Regions from separate parts of the Homo sapiens genome. Here region 1 is linked to region 2. Evidence: read pairs that join two places in POLR2A ChIA-PET (ENCODE). Cell type or tissue: GM12878. All regions are shown on one strand. Links, peaks and the distances in the headings refer to the core of each region. The heading gives the core; the rest is flanking DNA.

The links. ChIA-PET counts read pairs that join two places held together with the same protein. Peaks named below come from ENCODE experiments on the same cell type or tissue, not always from the same donor. Only the 100,000 strongest peaks of a DNase experiment are listed, where the experiment ranks them.
Region 1: POLR2A ChIA-PET joins it to region 2 with 5 read pairs; 2 of 35 experiments call an interaction of 5 or more read pairs at or near these places.

What each region holds. Positions count from the first base shown.
Region 1 is chr12:111,693,749-111,702,855 of GRCh38, reverse strand. It overlaps ACAD10 (acyl-CoA dehydrogenase family member 10), which reads right to left. Exons shown (of 21, transcript NM_025247.6): 3 at 546-694. Among named protein-coding and RNA genes, the nearest start is that of ACAD10, 12 kb to the right of the region's middle. In GM12878, for the core only: no CTCF peak of the experiment used is centred there; no DNase peak of the experiment used is centred there.
Region 2 is chr12:111,438,838-111,447,615 of GRCh38, reverse strand. It overlaps SH2B3 (SH2B adaptor protein 3), which reads right to left. Exons shown (of 8, transcript NM_005475.3): 3 at 762-863; 4 at 583-674; 5 at 397-491; 6 at 72-286. LOC124903019 (a long non-coding RNA gene) reads left to right here and starts at 2,871. Exons shown (of 2, transcript XR_007063462.1): 1 at 2,871-8,778. RefSeq lists enhancers at 2,212-2,481, 3,232-3,351, 6,928-7,472, 8,485-8,778 and a silencer at 4,787-4,973. In GM12878, for the core only: no CTCF peak of the experiment used is centred there; DNase peaks (open chromatin) are centred at 2,545 and 3,115; H3K4me3 peaks cover 1,193 bases; H3K27ac peaks cover 4,063 bases.

The DNA of each region.
Region 1 (9,107 bases), core at 2,821-7,820, 250 kb before region 2:
TCCCAAAGTGCTGAAGTTACAGGTGTTAGCCACCACGCCTGGCTAAGAATATTTTTAGTTATTCATATATGAATTGAACATTGAACACCTAGGGGTGAAAGAAATAACTTTATTATTATTTTTTTTGAGACAGTTTCGCTCTTGTTGCTCAAGTTGGAGTGCAATGGCATGATCTCAGCTCACTGCAACCTCCACCCCTGAGGTTCAAGCAATTCTCCTGCCTCAGCCTCCCAAATAGCTGGGATTACAGATGTGCGCCACCACAGCCAGCTAATTTTTTGTATTTTTAGTAGAAACGGGGTTTCACCATGTTAGCCAGGCTGGTCTCGAACTCCTGACCTCAGGTGATCCACCCCCTGGGCCTCCCAAAGTGCTGGGATTATAGGCATGAGCCACTGCGCCTGGCCTAAGAAATAACTTTAAAACATGTAATGGGTTATTAGGTTTCACTTTATTTTCAGTTTAACTAACTTATACATGAATGTTGCAACCACTACTCAAGGCAAAAAGAAAAATATGGAAATGTAGGTATGTTTACCACTCACCATTTCAGAGCAAAGTCTCCCAAATTCTCGTAAAAAACCCTCTGCTGTTATTTCTGCTCTCATAAATCTCATCCAGGGCCCATTTTCACCACCTTCCATCAAGGCCTTTAATATAGTTCCAGAAGGGATACGATTCTGTACCTCCCATTCTATAGGAAGCAAAATATGCAAAAGTGGAATACATTGATACATGCTGGGGTTTAGGGAGCTCAGGAAAATTACCATACCAGTTCCTACGGACTCGCTGTACTGCCAGGGTGGATGCTGTTGGAAATTTGCAGACATTCACAAAATGCAAAATCTCAACCTTAGACCCCCAGAGGAAGAGCAATGCTAATGTGTACAACAGAGAGCACACTGCTGTGAAGCATCAGATCCTCAGTGGTTGCTTGAGAGGACTCCGGGCACTGCATGATGAATTTTATTCCTTGATCTCATATTCACTGGACCATATGTTAGGTCACTTACCTGGACCTGGCAGAGACTATGGAAGCACATGAAGGAAGAAGCCAGATCCTGGTGGCCCCTAGAACATGCCCTTCCTTCTATAGGCTATAGTAATTCTTCACAGCATGGAGTGAGTACACTGAAATGTTCGCCTGAAATGCTGTCTTTGTGGATAAGGAAGCAAATTTCTTCTTTTTTTCAGAAAAAGCCTCACTCAGTCACCCAGGCTAGAGTGCAGTGGTACAATCTCAGCTCATTGCAACCTCCACCTCACAGGTACAACTGATTCTCGTGCCTCAGCCCCCCAGGTAGCTGAGATTATAGGCGTGCACCACCAAGCCTGGCTAATTTCTGTATTTTCAGTAGAGACAGGGTTTTGCCATGTTGGCCACGCTGATCTCAAACTCCTGACCTCAGGTGATCTGCCTGCCTGCCTCGGGCCTCCCAAGGTACTGTGTGTGATTACAGGTGTGAGCCACTGTGCCTGGCCAAGAAGGAAATTTCTGTCCACAAAGAGCTAAGGCAGTGGATGGATCAGCATCAGCATCTGTAGAATACTGGGAACATTTGTGCAAGGACTGTTTCTCCTCATCCACAGTTGCTTTTTCTGTCTATAATACAGATGCTGGGGGCAAATATATACATACAACATTCATAATTATATATCTAAGACAAAATACACTTTACATATAGCTTTTGTTTTGGAATTAAAACACCTTTGTTGTTTTTTTCTGATAAAGTAGTGTCTGTGCATTGAAAATTTTTCAGACAATATATTTCATAGAAAACTATGCAAAAGAAAGTAGGCTGGGTGCAGTAGCTCACACCTATAATCCCGGCACTTTGGGAGGCCAAAATGGGAGGATCGCTTGAGGCTAGGAGTCTGATACCAGCCTGGGCCACATGATTAAACCCTGTCTCTAGAAAAAATTTAAAAATTAGCTTGGCGTGATGGGTTGCACCTGTAATTCTAGCTACTCGGGAAACTGAGGTGGAAGGATCGCTTAAGCCCAGGAGTTTGAGGCTGCAATGAGCTATGATGGTGCCACCGCACTGCAGCCTAGGGACATAGAGCAAGACCCCATGTCTTAAAAAAAAAAAAAAAAAAAAAAAAAGAAGAGGAAGGAAGGAAGGAAGGAAAGTAAAAGGACAAGCAGTCCTATCTTCTTTCAGAAATAACTAATGTTAACAATCTGGTATATGTCCTTTGAAAATAACAAGACTTTTAAAACTCAATCCAAAAAATACTTTAATTTTAGAGCTAAAGCATATAGCATTTTTCACAGTCTCGGAGTTGGCAAGCATGTGAGGAAACCGGCACCATCATATGCTGTTGACGGGAGCGTAAACAAGCACAACCTCTGCAGACAGCAATTTGATAATTTCTGTCAAAATCTGAAATGCACATACATTTGACGTAGTAATTCTACTTTCAGAAATTTCTTCCATATATATTTATGAAAGTAAGCAAAGGTTATGTACAAGGTTGTTTGTGCAGAATTGCTCATAATAAAAAGAACTAGAAAAGTTAAATGTATACTAATAAGGTGTTTATTACATCAATTATGATATATTCATATAACGGAATACCACACAGATGTTAAAACATATAAACTTGCCCAAAGGTCAGCAAAATATGGCTTGGGGCCAAATCTGTCTCCTATCTATTTTTTTAAGAGATGGGGTCTTGCTGTGTTGCCCAGGCTGGCCTCAAACTCCTGGGCTCAAATGAACCTTCACCTCAGCCTCCCTAGTAGCTGGAACTACAGGCACACACCAGCATGCCTGGCTCTACCTATTTTCGTAAATAAAGTCTTATTGGAACACAACCACACTTGTTTACTATTGTCTATTATTGCTTTCTTGCTGCAATGGTAGAAGTGAATAGTTGTGACTGAGAGTATGGCTCACAAAGCCTATCTAGCCCTTCTTTATTTTTGTTTTTTAAGATGGGGTCTTGCTGTTGCCCAGGCTGGGGAGCTGTGGCACAGTCATGGCCCACTGCAGCCTCAAGCTCCCAGGATCAAGTGATCCTTCTGCCTTAGCCTCCTGAGTAGCTGGGATTACAGGTGCGTGCTACCATGCCCAGCTAATTTTTTTATTTTTTGTAGAAATGGGGATCTCACTATGTTGCCCAGGCTAGTCTCAAACTCCTGGCCTCAAACAGTCTCCCACCTCGGCCTCCCAAAGTGCTGGGATCGTAGCCATAAGCCATCACATCCACCATGTCTAGCCCTTTATAGAAAAAGTTTACTAACCTCCAAACTAGATCCTAGACATATGCCAACTGATATGAAAAAGATGGCAAAATATCATACTGAGTCAAAAAAAAGCTATGGAACAGTCTACAGCATATGATCCAATTTGTATATGCCCCCCACACCCACCCCCAACACACACGGGCAATTTTTCAAAAATAAACAAGAAACTTTTCACAATGATAACCACTTAAGTCTGGAACCAACTGGGAAAGGGTCGAGGTGGCAGCAGGAAATTTTATCTGTATTTTATGCTCTTTTAGCAGTGACTATTCAATAAATGGGGTTGGCATAACTAGGTTTCAATATGGAATAGAAATTAAGTTAAATCATCTTTCAGGCCATCACAAAACAAATTCCCAATACAGTAAATATCCAAGTCAGAAAAACAAAATTCTAAAACTTAGAAAATAATATAGAAGGCTGGGCGTGGTGACTCATGGCTAAAATCCCAGCACTTTGGGAGGCAGAGGCAGAGGTGGGCAGATTGTTTATGCTCCCAAGTTCAAGGCCAGCCTGGGCAACATGGTGAAAACCCATCTCTACAAAAAATACAAAAATTAGCCAGGTGTGGTGGTGCGAGCCTATAGTGCAGCTACCTGTGAGGCTGAGGTGGGAGGATAGCTTGAGCCTGGGAGGCAGAGGTTGCAGTGAGCCGAGGTCACTCCACTGCACTTTAGCCTGAGTGGCAGAGTAAAATTCCGTTTCAAAAAGAAAGGAAGAAAAAGAAAACTTTGGTACAGCTAAAAGCATTATCAATAAAATCAAAAGACAAGGCATAAAAGGGAGAAAATATTTGCAAATCATGTAACAGATAAACGGTTATGACCGGCCGGGCGCAGTGGCTCATGCCTGTAATCCCAGCATTTTGGGAGGCCAAGGCGGGCAATCACCTAAGGTAGGGAGTTCGAGAGCAGCCTGACCAACGTGGAGAAACTCCGTCTCTACTAAAAATACAAAATTAGCCAGGGGTGGTGGTGCATGCCTGTAATCCCAGCTACTCAGGAGGCTGAGGCAGGAGAATCGCTTGAACCTGGGAGGCAGAAGTTGTGGTGAGCCAAGATTGCACCATTACATTCCAGCTTGGGCAACAAGAGCAAAAGTCTGTCTCAAAAAAAAAAAGGTTTACTGAAAATCAACAAGAAAAGTGAGCAATTCACGGAAAAACTGAATGACCAATAATATTAAAAAAAAAAAAAAAGGCTCACTACTCAGGAGGCGGGAGAATCACTTTAGACTAGGAGTTCGAGACCAGCCTGACAGCCTGGGCCATACAGCAAGATGCTCTCTGAAAAAAAAAAAAAAAAAGGCCAGATGCAGTGGCTTGTGCCTATAATCCCAGCACTTTGGAACCCTGAGGCAGGCAAGTCACTTCAGGTCAGGAGTTCAAGACCAGCCTGGCCAACATGGTGAAACCCCATCTCTACTAAAAACATATAAAAAATTAGCTAGGTGTGGTGGTGCACACCTGTAGTCCCAGCTACTCGAGAGGCTGAGGAAGGAGAATAGCTTGAACCAGGGAGACAGAGGTTACAGTGAGCCGAGATCACAGCACTGCACTCTAGCCTGGGTGACAGAGTGAGACTCCGACTCAAAAAAAAAAAAAGGGCGCAACCTCAGTTGCAATCAGGCAAATGTGAGACTCCGACTCAAAAAAAAAAAAAAAAGGCGCAACCTCAGTTGCAATCAGGCAAATGAACATTAAAATAACAGGAAAAAAAAGGCCAGGCCCAGTGGCTTACACCTATAATCCCAGCACTTTGGGAGGCCAAGGCGGGCGGACCACCAGATCAGGAGATTGAGATCATCCTGGCTAACACAGTGAAACCTGTCTCTAATAAAAATACAAAAAATTAGCAGGGCGTGGTGGTGGATGCCTGCAGTCCCAGCTACTTCGGGAGGCTGAGGCAGGAGAATGGTGTGAACCCGGGAGGCGAAGTTTGCAGTGAGCTGAGATAGCATCACTGTACTCCAACCTGGGCGACAGAGCAAGACTCTGTCTCAAAAAAAAAAAAAAAAAAGAGAGAGACCAACCTGGTCAACATGGCGAAACCCTGTCTCTACTGAAAATACAAAAATTAGCCAAGCATGGTGGCACACACCTGTAATACCAGCTACTTGGGAGGCTGAGGCACGAGAATTGCTTGAACCCGGGAGATGGAGGTTGCAGTGAGCCAAGATCACGCCACTGCACTTTAGCCTGGGCAATGGAATGATGCTCTGTCTCAAAAAAAAAAAAAAAAGGAAAAGAAAAGAAACCACAAAGATGGAATTTTCATCTATCACACTAACAAAAATTTTAAAGTCAAACATTTTGAAGTTTCGAAATCATTATACCCTCTGAATTCAATTTTTTTTTTCTCCCAAGACGGAGTCTTGATCTGTCACCCAGGCTGGAGTGCAGTGGTGCTATCTTGGCTCACTGCAACCTCTGCCTCCCGAGTTCCAGCAATTCTCCTGCCTCAGTCTCCCGAGTATCTGGGATTACAGGCATGGACTACCATGCCCAATTTTTTTTTTTTTTTGAGACGGAGTCTCGCTGTATCGCCCAGGTTGGAGTGCAGTGGTGCCATCTAGGCTCACTGCAAGCTCTGCCTCCTGGGTGCACGCCATTCTCCTGCCTCAGCCTCCCAAGTAGCTGGGACCACAGGCACCTGCCACCACGCCTGGCTAATTTTTTGTATTTTTAGTAGAGACGGGGTTTCACCACGTTAGCCAAGATGGTTTCAATCTCCTGACCTCGTGATCCACCTGCCTTGGCCTCCCAAACTGCTGGGATTACAGGCGTGAGCTACTGTGCCCGGCCTAAATTCAATCTTAAAGTGTTTGAGCTTTGGTCTGAAAATGCATTCTTGGAGAAAAATAAAGTAAAATAAAAAATAAAAAAACTAAAATGTTTGGGCTATACTTTGAATTCTTTGTTGTGCGTACTAATTTTATAGTAAACTAACAGCTTAAATCAAGCTTTTCTGAAAAGGGCCAGATGGTAAATATTTTAGGCTTTGAAAGCATTACGGACCCTGTTGAAATTACTCAACTCTGCCAGTACAGGGTAAAAGCAGTCATGGACAATATGTAAACAAATGGGCAAGATGGTTTTCTAAAAAATTTCATTTTTATGGACATTGAAATATGAACTTCACATAATTTTCACATGTCACAAAATATTATTCTTGTTTTGATATTTTTCAATTACGTATTTCAAAACATAAAAGTCATTCTTGGCTGACAGGCCATACAAAAACAGACAGCAGGTGAGGCATGGTAACTCACACCTGTAATTCCAATGACTCAAGAGGCCAAGGCAGGAGGATCACTTGAGCCCGGGAGTTCGACACTAGCTTGAGAAACATAGCAAGACCCCATCTCTATAAAAAACAAAAATTAGGCATAGTGGCAAACACCTGTAGTCCCAGCTACTTGGGAGCCTGAGGCAGGATTGCTTGAGCCCAGGAGTTTCAGGCTGCAGTGAGCCATGATTGTACCACTGCACTCCAGCCTAAGAAACAGAGCGCGATCCCATCTCAAGAAAAAAAAAAATAGTATAGTACAGTAATTCTAGTGTATATATATATATACTTTTTTTTTTTTTGAGACAGAGTCTTGCTCTGTCTCCCAAGCTGCAGCGCAATGGTATGATCTCAGCTCACTGCAACCTCTGTTTCCCGGGTTCAAGTGGTTCTCCCTGCTCAGCCTCCAGAGTAGCTGCAATTTCAGGTGCCCATCACCATGCCCCGCTTATTTTTGAATTTTTAGTAGAGATTGGATTTTGCCATGTTGGCCAGGCTGGTCTCAAACTCATGACCTCAAGTGATCCGCCCATCTCGTCCTCCCAAAGTGCTGAGATTAAAGGCATGAGCCACCGCACCTGGCCAATTCTAGTATATTCTTATCAAATGACCCTTGATATGGTTCATTTGAAATAAATAACATTAGAAGCTCCAGTCAAGCAAAAGACAAAGTAGAAGGCATCACTATTTTGTTCACATTTACCCATCAAACATTTCCTGAATGACTGAGCCAGCCTGCAGAGCTAACACTGCAACAGTGAAGTGAAGAAATCCCAGACCTGGGGTCCTGGAATCCAAGAGCCCCATAGAGGAGACATGAACATATCCCACTGCAAACAAAAATATCTCGGTGAAGGTGAAACTTAATGGGAATTGGCTATCCAGGAACATTCTGCCCAGGTTGCAAATGAGGTTGGAGAAGTCTTGACAGAAGAGGACTCTTGAAGTTAGTAACAACCATGAGATTTACTGAGTGTTCAAAAGATTCCAGTCATTGCTGAATAATATCCCCTTAAATTTGCCATTAAAAGCATCAGTAGGATTTGAACAGGCAGAGGAGGCAGGGAGGAAACACAGCTTGCAAAGGCACAAACATGCAAATGTGCCTGGCATGCCTGGGGAGCATCAGGTAGTCCATAGCAGGAAAGCTAAAACTGAGAGGAGCCCTGAATCCCAGGTGAAAGCTTCTAGACTTAATCTAGGGGACCACATGCAGGCATTCAAGATTTTCAAGCCAGGGATGAAAGGAACAAGATCTATGCTTTATTTTTATTTTATTTATTATTTTGTGACAGGGTCTCACTTTGTCACCCAGGCTGGAGTGCAGTGGTGCAATCTCAGCTCACTGCAGCCTCAATCGCCCAGGCTAAAGAGTTCCTCCCACCGCAGCCCCTCAAGTAGCTGGGACTACATCCATGCACCACCATGCCCAGGTACGCTTTTTGTATTTTTCGTAGAGACAAGGTTTCACCAGGTTGGCCAGGCTGGTCTTGAACTCCTGTGCTCAAGCGATCTGCCCACCTCGGCCTCCTAAATTGCTGAGATTACAGGTGTGAGCTGCTAAGCGCAGAAGCACGATCCATGTTTTAGAAAGGTTAATTCTGGAGCTGGGAGGAGATTTTGTAAAATCCAGAGAGCCAGAGGCAGAGGAAGTTAGGAGGCTGATGACATCATTTGGGTGAGAGAAGGCAAGGGTGGAGGCAGTGGCAATGGAGAGAAGTGAATTGGTTCTTAAGATATTCTAGAGAAAGTCAAGAAACTTTCTGTCCAGTGATCTTTATGTTCTTCCCTGCTGCCTTTTTTTTTAGAGACAGGTTCTCTAAAAAAGACTGTTGTGCCAGTCTGGGGTGCAGTGGTGCAATCCTAGCTCACCATAGGGTCTCACTGTGTTGCTCAGGTTTAGTCTTTATGTTCTTTGTAGAAGAACAGATTCAGCTATCTGCAGAGCAAGAATATTTGGGGGTGGTAAGGAGCAGGGGGAGTGGACAGTCTGGAACAGCCCCTGAGGTAAACATGACAGAGATACGAGTGAAGGAACAGAGAGATAAGAGTGAAGGAACAGAGAGGCTCAGGCGTAGCACCAATGGCCCAACTGAGGCTGGAGCTCAGAAACCAGCTTGTGCAGCCAGTTAGCACGGCTGAGTAATTTGGTCAGCAGTGCTGGAAAGCCTAGACACGCAGGCATAGAAAACCTGTGCCTGGGTTGATTTAGGATGGAGAACTGGCCAACCAGCCACCACAGAAGGTCAAAAGGAGAGGGATGGCTGCCTGGCCCTTTGTCCTTCCTGCTGGCTGGCATGAGAATATGATAGCAGGAGGCGACACAGCCAAGACAGACCACAATGTAAGAGTGGAAATGAAAAGTCACAGCAGAGCAACATGCTATAAAGAGTCGGAGTCCCTGATACCACAGAGTCGCATCACACAGTGCCCCAGACCACATACCTGGGCTTTTATGTGCAAGAGAAAGAAACTTCTAGCTTGTTTCAGTCACTGTTTTGTTAGGTTTTCTACTGCTTGAAGCCAAAACGACTTTAACTAATAAAAACTGAACTGAGTAGAAAAGA
Region 2 (8,778 bases), core at 52-5,051:
GGACCCTGAACTCCAGTGGAGAGGGGTGGCACGGTCCTGCCTGCCCCACCCCACCCCACCCCACCCCATACCTTGGCTATCCCCTGAAAGTTGAAAGTGAGCACGTATTCCCCACGCCGCGTCTCGCTCTGCCGCACCAGGAACACTCCATGAGCATCAGGGCCCTGCAGCTGAACCAGCTGAGCTGCTTTCACTCTGGAGATGGGGCCGTGGAACCAGGGGTAGCAGGACAGGAAATGGTCCGTCTTCTGGCAGGCCGGGTCCAGCAGCCCCCCAGGAGAAGCACCTGTTAGATAAGATGGGTGATGGTGGTCGCAGGGGGCTACCTTATGTCCTGGGCTGAGTCTGGGTTCCAGCGTACCCAGAAGACAATGGCCTAGCTATTGGTTTACCCACCTTGGTTAAGGGAATCTGTGCTGCCCCTTGGGGAGCTGGACGTGCTAGGCTCTAGGGCTGAGGGAATATGCATCTCTGCTTCTGTGCTCTCCAGCCTGCTGGAGAAGAGGCTGAGGTTAAGGATCTGGGCAGGTCAGGGGTGGTAGCAGCAAAGGTGGTGCCAGGGACGAGGGCCCAGGACCTCACCCTCGGCCTGTGCACTCCGAGAGCTCAGCCATCCATGAATTCAGCTGCTGCTCGTCTCCCACCTCAAAGATGATGTCTGTCCGGTCCTTCACCTGGCAGGGAGGAAGGGAACAGGGTTGGGTCTGCTGTATGTGTATGTATTTGTATTGCCCCAGGGTGTGAAAAGCCTTGTCACTCACCTTCAGCACAAAGGTGTAAAGGTTGTCAGGCATCTCAAGCCGTGTGCACCACCGGACCTCCTGGATGCTGGAGCAAGCTGCTTGTAGCTTGGGCCTTGAACTCTACGAGACCAAGTTGGGGTACTCAAGGCTTGTTCCTGATGCTCTTTCTTCCAGCCAGGCCTGAGTTTGTCTATAGTCTCCCCAGGAGTCCCCCTTTTAGAGAGAGTATCCATGGTGTTGCTGGGCAGGCTCTGAGCCTGTAGTGAGGTCCAGGGTGCCTTCCCCTAGCCTCCTGAACACCATTCACACTGAGATCCCAAGAAGCATGTGCTGGCAGAAGGCCAGCCCTCCCAGCCCATTGGACCTGGACTTGGAGACATTCCCACTCTGCCATGTGTCTGACATCCGTTTCTCTTCCCACTGGTGAGCAAACAGCTCCCTGCCCAGCCAGGTGATAGCAGCTGCTGACGGTCTCATCACACCAAGCCCAAAGGGGCAGAGCCTAGCATGGCTAGCCTAAGTTATAGCCACTGTAAAACCACAAAATCTTGGCCCTGGACCTTCCCAGGACACCCGGCACATAGGGCTGCAGGGTGGATAGGAGTTAGCCACTGTTCCTTTGCCAGCAGGAAACCTGCTCCCAGGTCTCAACTGACCCTGCAGATGCTTCCTGTGCTGGGGCACTCTGCAGCCAAGGAGCCAGCTGCTTCCGGTTGGGAATCTGCTCAGGAGGGGGTTTGCCCCTCCCCTTCCTCTTGTGATAAGACTGAAAAGATGGCCGAAAGAAGAAAAGGGGAGAAAGAGATGAGATAAGGAATGGACAGAAGTGGCCCCACTGGGCCCCCTCCATTCAGGTGTTCCTGGAAAATACTACAACCCCTAACAAACTGGGAGCAGGGGGATGGAAAGCAGAGGCAGCCCAAAGGATGTTCTAGCAACTGTGGCTTCAGGTGATCTGACCTCCACCTCAGCCCAAAAGGGCATACCTTGGACTGGAGCTGCTAGTGCTGTTGAATTGACCCCCAAAACCAGATGCTTAACCTTGCTTTACACACAGAGCTGCCAGGTACCTCTGTCGGAAGGATCATGACCCAGTGGCCTGGCCACCTCCTTTATCCCCCTTCCCCACCTGCAGGAGAGTCAATGAACAGTGAGGTAAGAGGGCAGCCTGGCAGGAGCAGGATGGCCACCTGGGCCCTTCCAGCAGGTCTCCTGGGAGCTCCCGGGCCTGCTCTGGTTGGCGGACACAACAGGCTGGGGGAGAGTAATGACTGCAGGAATGACCAACACTGGCCACAGCTCACTGCGGCCTCTCACTAGAAAGCTGCATGACTAGAAAATTCCAGCCTGAAGTGACCAGCACCAGCCAGGGCATTTTCACCTCCTACTCCCAGAGGTCCAGCAGCCAGGATGAGGCAGGCAGAGTGAGGCCTCACATGGCATCCACACGGGCACTGGACACAGCGCAGTGTGCAGGGAGTGGGGCCTCTGCGCTCTTGCCCATTTTTACAGCCAGCCAGCCCTGCAGAGCCTTCATTTCCTGTCTGCAAGATGGGTAAGGTGCGAGTGGCCACTTCCTTCTGCTACTTTTCCAGTTGGCCCTGCCTGGCCCCCACCCTTCCCCCTAGCTGCAGGCCTTAAGGATCACTGGGAGGATATAGGCCAGGCCTGGAGGGGAACGGGCCTAGTCTCCCTTTCAGTTCCGCTCCAGGCCTAGTCCCCAGTGTCAGTGCTGAGATTAACCAGCAGAGCTGCCGGTTTCACTCTGACTCTGGCCCCTGCAAGCCAGCTCCACCCCCAGCAGCTGAAGAACTGCTGAGCAGGCAGGCAGTGGTGAAAAGAGGATTCCCCTCCTCACCCACAGCCAGCCTGGCTGCCACCTGCCTGCTGGCTGAGCACAACCCAGGGGTTCTTCCCCAACTCCCCACAGCAGCCCTTGAGAGCCGCCCAGGCCTAGAGCCACAATCTCAACCCAAGCCTGCCAAGTATCAGAGCCGGGGTCCGCCACAGCTACCTGGTGGTATGGGTGTCCTATGCCAGAGGCTCCAGCCAGGTTGCAGCGTGTGGGCACATGGGCGCAGGACAACCCCTGCTTCAGTCGAAACCTCAGCCTGGACAGCTCAGGCTCTGGCCACTGCAGGGAAGGACCACCAGATGCCCATCAGATTAAGCTATATGGGGGGATGGGTGAGAGGGGAGACAAGCTCAAACCTGGGGGCTGTGTCAGCAGCTGTGGGGGCTTTAGGTTCCCTCCTCTCACATGCCCGCTATTCCACCTCCCTCAAAAGTCAAGCCAGGCCAGCAACAGCTGCTCCCTGGACCTGCTTAGGCTCTACTGTGGTTGGGTGATCAAAGTGGCCAGATCATTTCAGGTATTTGTGGTTTGAACAGTAGACTGTCACCCACCACATCCTGCAGCGTCTATTTCTGGGGAGCAAGTCTTCTCCATTCCCAGCATCTAAACAGATGGCTTCTGTTTGTTATGGCCACTGTGGCTCCAGTGGGAATAATCTATTTCTTTCTTTGCTCTGGCTGCTAGGAATCTCAAAGTCAAAGACGTAGGCCAGCTCTGACACTACCCCAACGGTAGGACTTGTATTTATTTCAACAGCTAACTTTATCCCAGATGTTATAGTTCTTTTATCCTCTAGGGTTTTTTGTTTTTGTTTTTGTTTTTTGAGACAGATTCTCACTCTGTTGCCCATGCTGGAGTGCAGTGGCGCAATCTCGGCTCACTGCAACCTCCACCTCCTGAGTTCAAGCGATTCTCCTGCCTCAGCTTCCGCAGTAGCTGGGATTACAGGCACCTGCCACCACACCCAGCTAATTTTTGTATTTTTAGTAGAGCTGGGGTTTCACCATGTTGGTTGGCCAGGTTGGTCTCGAACTTCTGACATCAGGTGATCCGCCTGCCTTGGCCTCCCAAAGTGCTGGGATTTTAGGCATGAGCCACCACGCCGGGCCCTACCCTCTAGGTTTTAAGATTCAGCCCTGACCCTGCCACTTCCTATACAACCCTGGACAAAGGGTTCGGCTCTCCATGCCTTAGTTGTCATCTGTAATTCAGCTCATTTTTTCACAAGGTGAGCTAACACAAGCGAAAGGCATGACTCGCACAGCTGTTAACAGGCCGGTGAGTAAAGCCTGCTTGGCTCCCACTACACTACTGACAGCATGACAGTCCCCTCTGAGTAGCCTAGCCACTGGGTACACCCCCAGCTTCTCTCAGCCTTACAGAACTATTGCCCCATTTTGTCACATGCTCCCTTACCATCCTGCAATAAATTCCACGTAATATAACCAACATACTACCCTAACTAATTACAAGACAGGGACAACAAAGGACTGTCACTTAGCCGAAATAAAACGTGCTTCAGTGCAACTGTAGACAACACAACCAACTACTTGGCTGCTTCTGAGTTTGTTGTGAAAAGAAGGCTAAGAACATAAGGGAGCCAAAGGGCGGGGGAGCTAGGAAAGCCAGCCTGGTTCCAGATCCACCCAGGGTCCACATGGAAATGCAGTTCCAGGCTCCCTTCAAATGGCCCTGTGCTGTGATCAGTCCCCCTGCAAAGGTCTCTGAGCCACAGTCCCGTCATCTGAGAAGTGAAGATGAAACACCAGCCTCGTGGGGTCACGCAGCTCTCCCTGACTCCCGCCTACCTGAGGATCCCTCTTTATCCCACCTGGCTGTTCAGCCCGCCTGGAGGGAATGTGACGGGCTGGAGGCAACAGACCCTTCCTCTCTAGGCCTCACTTGCCCTCATGCTGTTACCTGGAAACTGTCTTGCTACCTACTGCCCCTTCTGTGTGCTGAGGGACAGGGGACCTGTCTTGGCACAAACATTTATAGGGCCAGGATGGTCCTTCTAGAGTCTTCCGAGGTACTGGGCCACACCCCACCCTGCCAGGTCCTCATAACCAGCTTGAGTGGGGTCTGTTACTGGCTTTGCCCTCAGGCATCCAGCAGAGACAGGCAAGTCGGGGCAGGGCAGGGCTGGACACACCAGTCAAAGGCCAGAGCTCTGGTGGCGTGACCACACCTACGTGGAGAGCAAGGCTGATGGCATGGCCTCCCCTGGTGAGAGAGCAGGAAGAGGCACAGGTGAGCCTGCCACAGCAGCCCCCAGAAGCCACCATGGGGCTTCAAGGCTGTGGGAATCAGCTTGAGCTTTTTCTAAGGTGGGGAAGCTCTTAACAGGAGCAGGCCTGCTGGCTGTCCCCCTCCTCCTGGGACGCTGGAGGGCAGGACACAGGGCAGCATCTGACACACCCCAGCAGCAAGGGCTTGGCCCAGACCAGCCTTGGGGAGAGACCGCCCACCCCCGGGAACCCCCAGGCCACACTAGCTCCCTGGTGGTCTTACCTTCCCCAGAGCCTTTGAGCCCACATTCATCGGTGTACAGCAGCAGTGGGACAGGCCTCAGTCGACCCTCCAGCACCAGCCACGCCTCTGCCACACCTATGCCCTCAAGGAGGCATCTGGCAGCCTGGGCCTAGCTCTGCAGGTGGTTAGAAGAGCCCTAGCTCTACCACTTACTTACCTTTGAAACCTTGGGCAGGACACTAACTGGAGGTTCAGTTTGCTTTCAGTAATAGGGGGCCCGTAAGCAGGTCCTGTTGACCTTCTTACTGGAGGAGGAGAGGGAGGGGGTCTGAAAAGGCGCAGAGCAAATTCCAGATCCTGTCCTGGATGGCTGATCCCTCACCCCAGCCCAGAACCTGAAGTGGATGCTGCCGGGATGGATGAATGAGCATTATTATGGAAAATACTTAATCCAAGCTTACTGTCTAGTATCAAAAAGTTAACCTACTTGGGAAGCTGAGGCAGGAGAATCACTTGAACCTGGGAGACAGAGGTTGCAGTGAGCTGAGATCACACCACTGTACTCTAGACTGGTCGACAGAGTGAGACCCTGTCTTAAAAAAAAAAAAATTCCTTGCCTTCTTCCAAAAATGATTTTAGTCAGGTTAGAGACACCCAGAAAGAGCTGGGAGACAGCTGCTACAACACAGACAAGAGTCCCTCTTGCCACAGATTTGTCTCAGCTTCCTGGCAGCCAATGCAAAGGATTCTCCGAGAGAGGACAGTCATTTGTGGAAAGAGAATGCTGCTGCTTAGCTCCATTAAAGACTCTGAGAAGTCCTGCAGCAGAGAAACCTATTAAACCCATGCATTACCCAGACTTTGACCTATTTCATAGACCTTATTACCATCCCAAGGTAATATGGGATTGAGGTGAGGAAGGTCCTCACCTCGCAAACTCTCCTTAAACGTGGTGCGTCTCAGCCATTCTCTGGGGTGGGCAGCATCAAGACTGAGCCTAGTTGCTAAAAGCCATCCAGTATCCTGCCCAGAAATCCCTCAGGGCTACAGAACCATGCAGCAACTCCACCACCCTGAGGTTTGGGACACTTAGTCCTGTGCTTGAGTCCCAACTCTGCCTTCTCTTCCATAGGTAAGTGACTCACCTCTCCTAGCCTCAGTTTCCAATTTTTTTTTTTTTTTTTTAAGAGATAGGGTCTTGCTCTGTGGCCCAGGCTGGCTCACTGCAGCCTCAAACTCCTGGGGGCTCAAGTGAGCCTCCTGCCTTGGCCTCCCAGGTAGCTGGGATTACAGACACATGCCACCACATGTGGCTGATTATTTTTTTGTAGAGATAGAGATAGGATCTCGCTATGTTGTCCAGGCTGGTCTCAAACTCCTGGCTCAAGTGATCCTTCTGCCTCGGCCTCCCAAAATGAGTCTCCACGTGTGTGTATGTGTGTATTTTGTTTTTGAGGCAGGGTCCCTCTCTGTTGCCCAGGATAGAGTATAAACTAGCTCACTGCAGCCTTGACCTCCTGGGCTCAAGCAAGAGTCTGCATTTTCTAAGGTGGGATAATAATGCCACTACCCTTCCCTGAGAATATGAGCATAGTGTGTGCAACAGAGCTCCCAGAGGGTATGGAAGGATCTCAGGGGAATGGTAAGGCAGGGAGGAGCACAGGGCCTTAGGAGCTCAGCCTTAAGAGAGACTTGGGAGCAAGAAGGCCCCTCCCTGGGCAGCCCTCCTGAGTTGTCACTCCCCTGCTCCCATGCACCAGAGGCTCAAGAAGGCCTCCCTCTTCCTTTTCCATCTTTCGGTCTTGGCCCAGCACAGAGAAAGGAGCAGTAGCGTTTGCTGAATATTCTCCGAAGTGGGGATGGTGGAGAAAAAGGCACTGGAGGTTAAGGGAATAGCAAGAGCCAACACCCAGAGGGCAGAAGGCACAGCCCCAGGCTAGAAGACAACAGGGGCTTGACTGTGGCTGGAAATGACGCTCACAGACCCCACACCACCCTTTAGTGAGCATCTGCTGTGTGCCAGGCATTGGAGCCTGGGTGGCCCACCAGCAGTTTCCAGATTGTGGAATTCACAGGCCGGCAACATTTTTCAAAAAGTTTTCCAAGAGGAAGTCACAGAAATGGGCGTCACACCATCAAGGACACGACGAAACCAAGTAGGACGTCATGGTTCCAGAGCAAAGGACAATCCTGGGCATCATGGACAGTGAGATTTATGAAGGAGAAGCCTCACCACCCTGCCCCGGGCCAGCTCCGTGCAAGGAGCAGTGTGTGTGAGCCTCACGTGGCCCTCCTGTGCCTTCACCTACTTCACAGATGAGAAGGCTCAAGAGACCTCCAAGGGGGAGGGAACACAGCACAGGGTGCTTCTATGACCTTCTGGCACAGGACATCTGGAAGGGAGTTTGGAATCTGCATTTTAACATGGGACCTGGGTGGATCTGAAACCCACCGGCGTCTGAGCTGGCTGGGGTCTGAGGGAGGTCAAGAGAGCTGGGCAGGGAGGCCTCTGTCCCCCATCTTCCCCCCAGATGCCAGGGAGCCACAGAAGATGTGCAGGAGGGGAGGCACGGCCCATCCCTCAAAGGCAGAAAGTGGTGGATGCTGGGAGCTGAGCAGCCAGGATTCCAGTCCCAGACAACTGCTGGGGGAAAGGGGTATTCACAAGGAGCCCCCAGTGAGGAGAGAGGAGCCAGGCTGGAAAACAGTGTGACACCTGGGCCCTCTGGGAGTTGGGCAGCATCAAAAACTGCCATCTGTCCCATCAGACTACGCCCAAGTCTGTCCAGAATTAGCTATTTCCACCCCCACGATGCTGCTCCAGCCTACCCTCCTCTGCTCAAAACTCCCCTGCAGCTACAGGAGGCTGAAGCAGGGAGGTTGAGGCTGCCGTGAACTATGATGGTGCCACTGCACTCCAGCCTCGACAACAGAGCAAAATCTCATCTCAAAAGAAACTCCCGGCTGGGCGCAGTGGCTCACGCCTGTAATCCCAGCACTTTGGGAGGCCGAGGCGGGCAGATCACAAGGTCAGGAGTTCAAGACCAGCCTGGCCAATATGGTGAAACCCTGTCTCTATTAAAAATACAAAAATTAGGCCAGGTGCGGTGGCTCACACCTGTAATCCCAGCACGTTGGGAGGCCGAGGCAAGGCAGATCACCTGAGGTCAGGAGTTAGAGACCAGCCTGACCAACATGGAGAAACTCTGTCTCTACTAAAAATACAAAATTAGCCAGGTGTGATGACACATGCCTATAATCCCAGCTGCTCGGGAGGCTGAGGCAGGAGAATCGCTTGAACCCAGGAGGCAGAGGTTGTGGTGAGCCAAGATCGTGCCACTGCACTCCAGCCTGGGCAACAAAAGCGAAACTCCATCTCACACAAAAAAATACAAAAATACAAAAATTAGTCGGGCATGGTGGCAGGTACCTGTAGTCCCAGCTACTTGGGAGGCTGACGCAGGAGAATCACTTGAACCCGGGAGGCAGAGGCTGCAGTAAGCCAAGATTGCGCCACTGCACTGCACTGCAGCCTGGGCAACAGAGCAAGACTGTCTCAAACAAACAAACAAACAAAAACAAAAACTCCCCTGTGGTCCTCATCTGAGAGACCCTTGTTACCTCCTCAGCCTCTTGGGCCTCCCTCCCTCGCTCTGATCCAGCCACACTGGCCTCCACTCTTCTTCAGTGTGCCAGGTGCACTCGGGG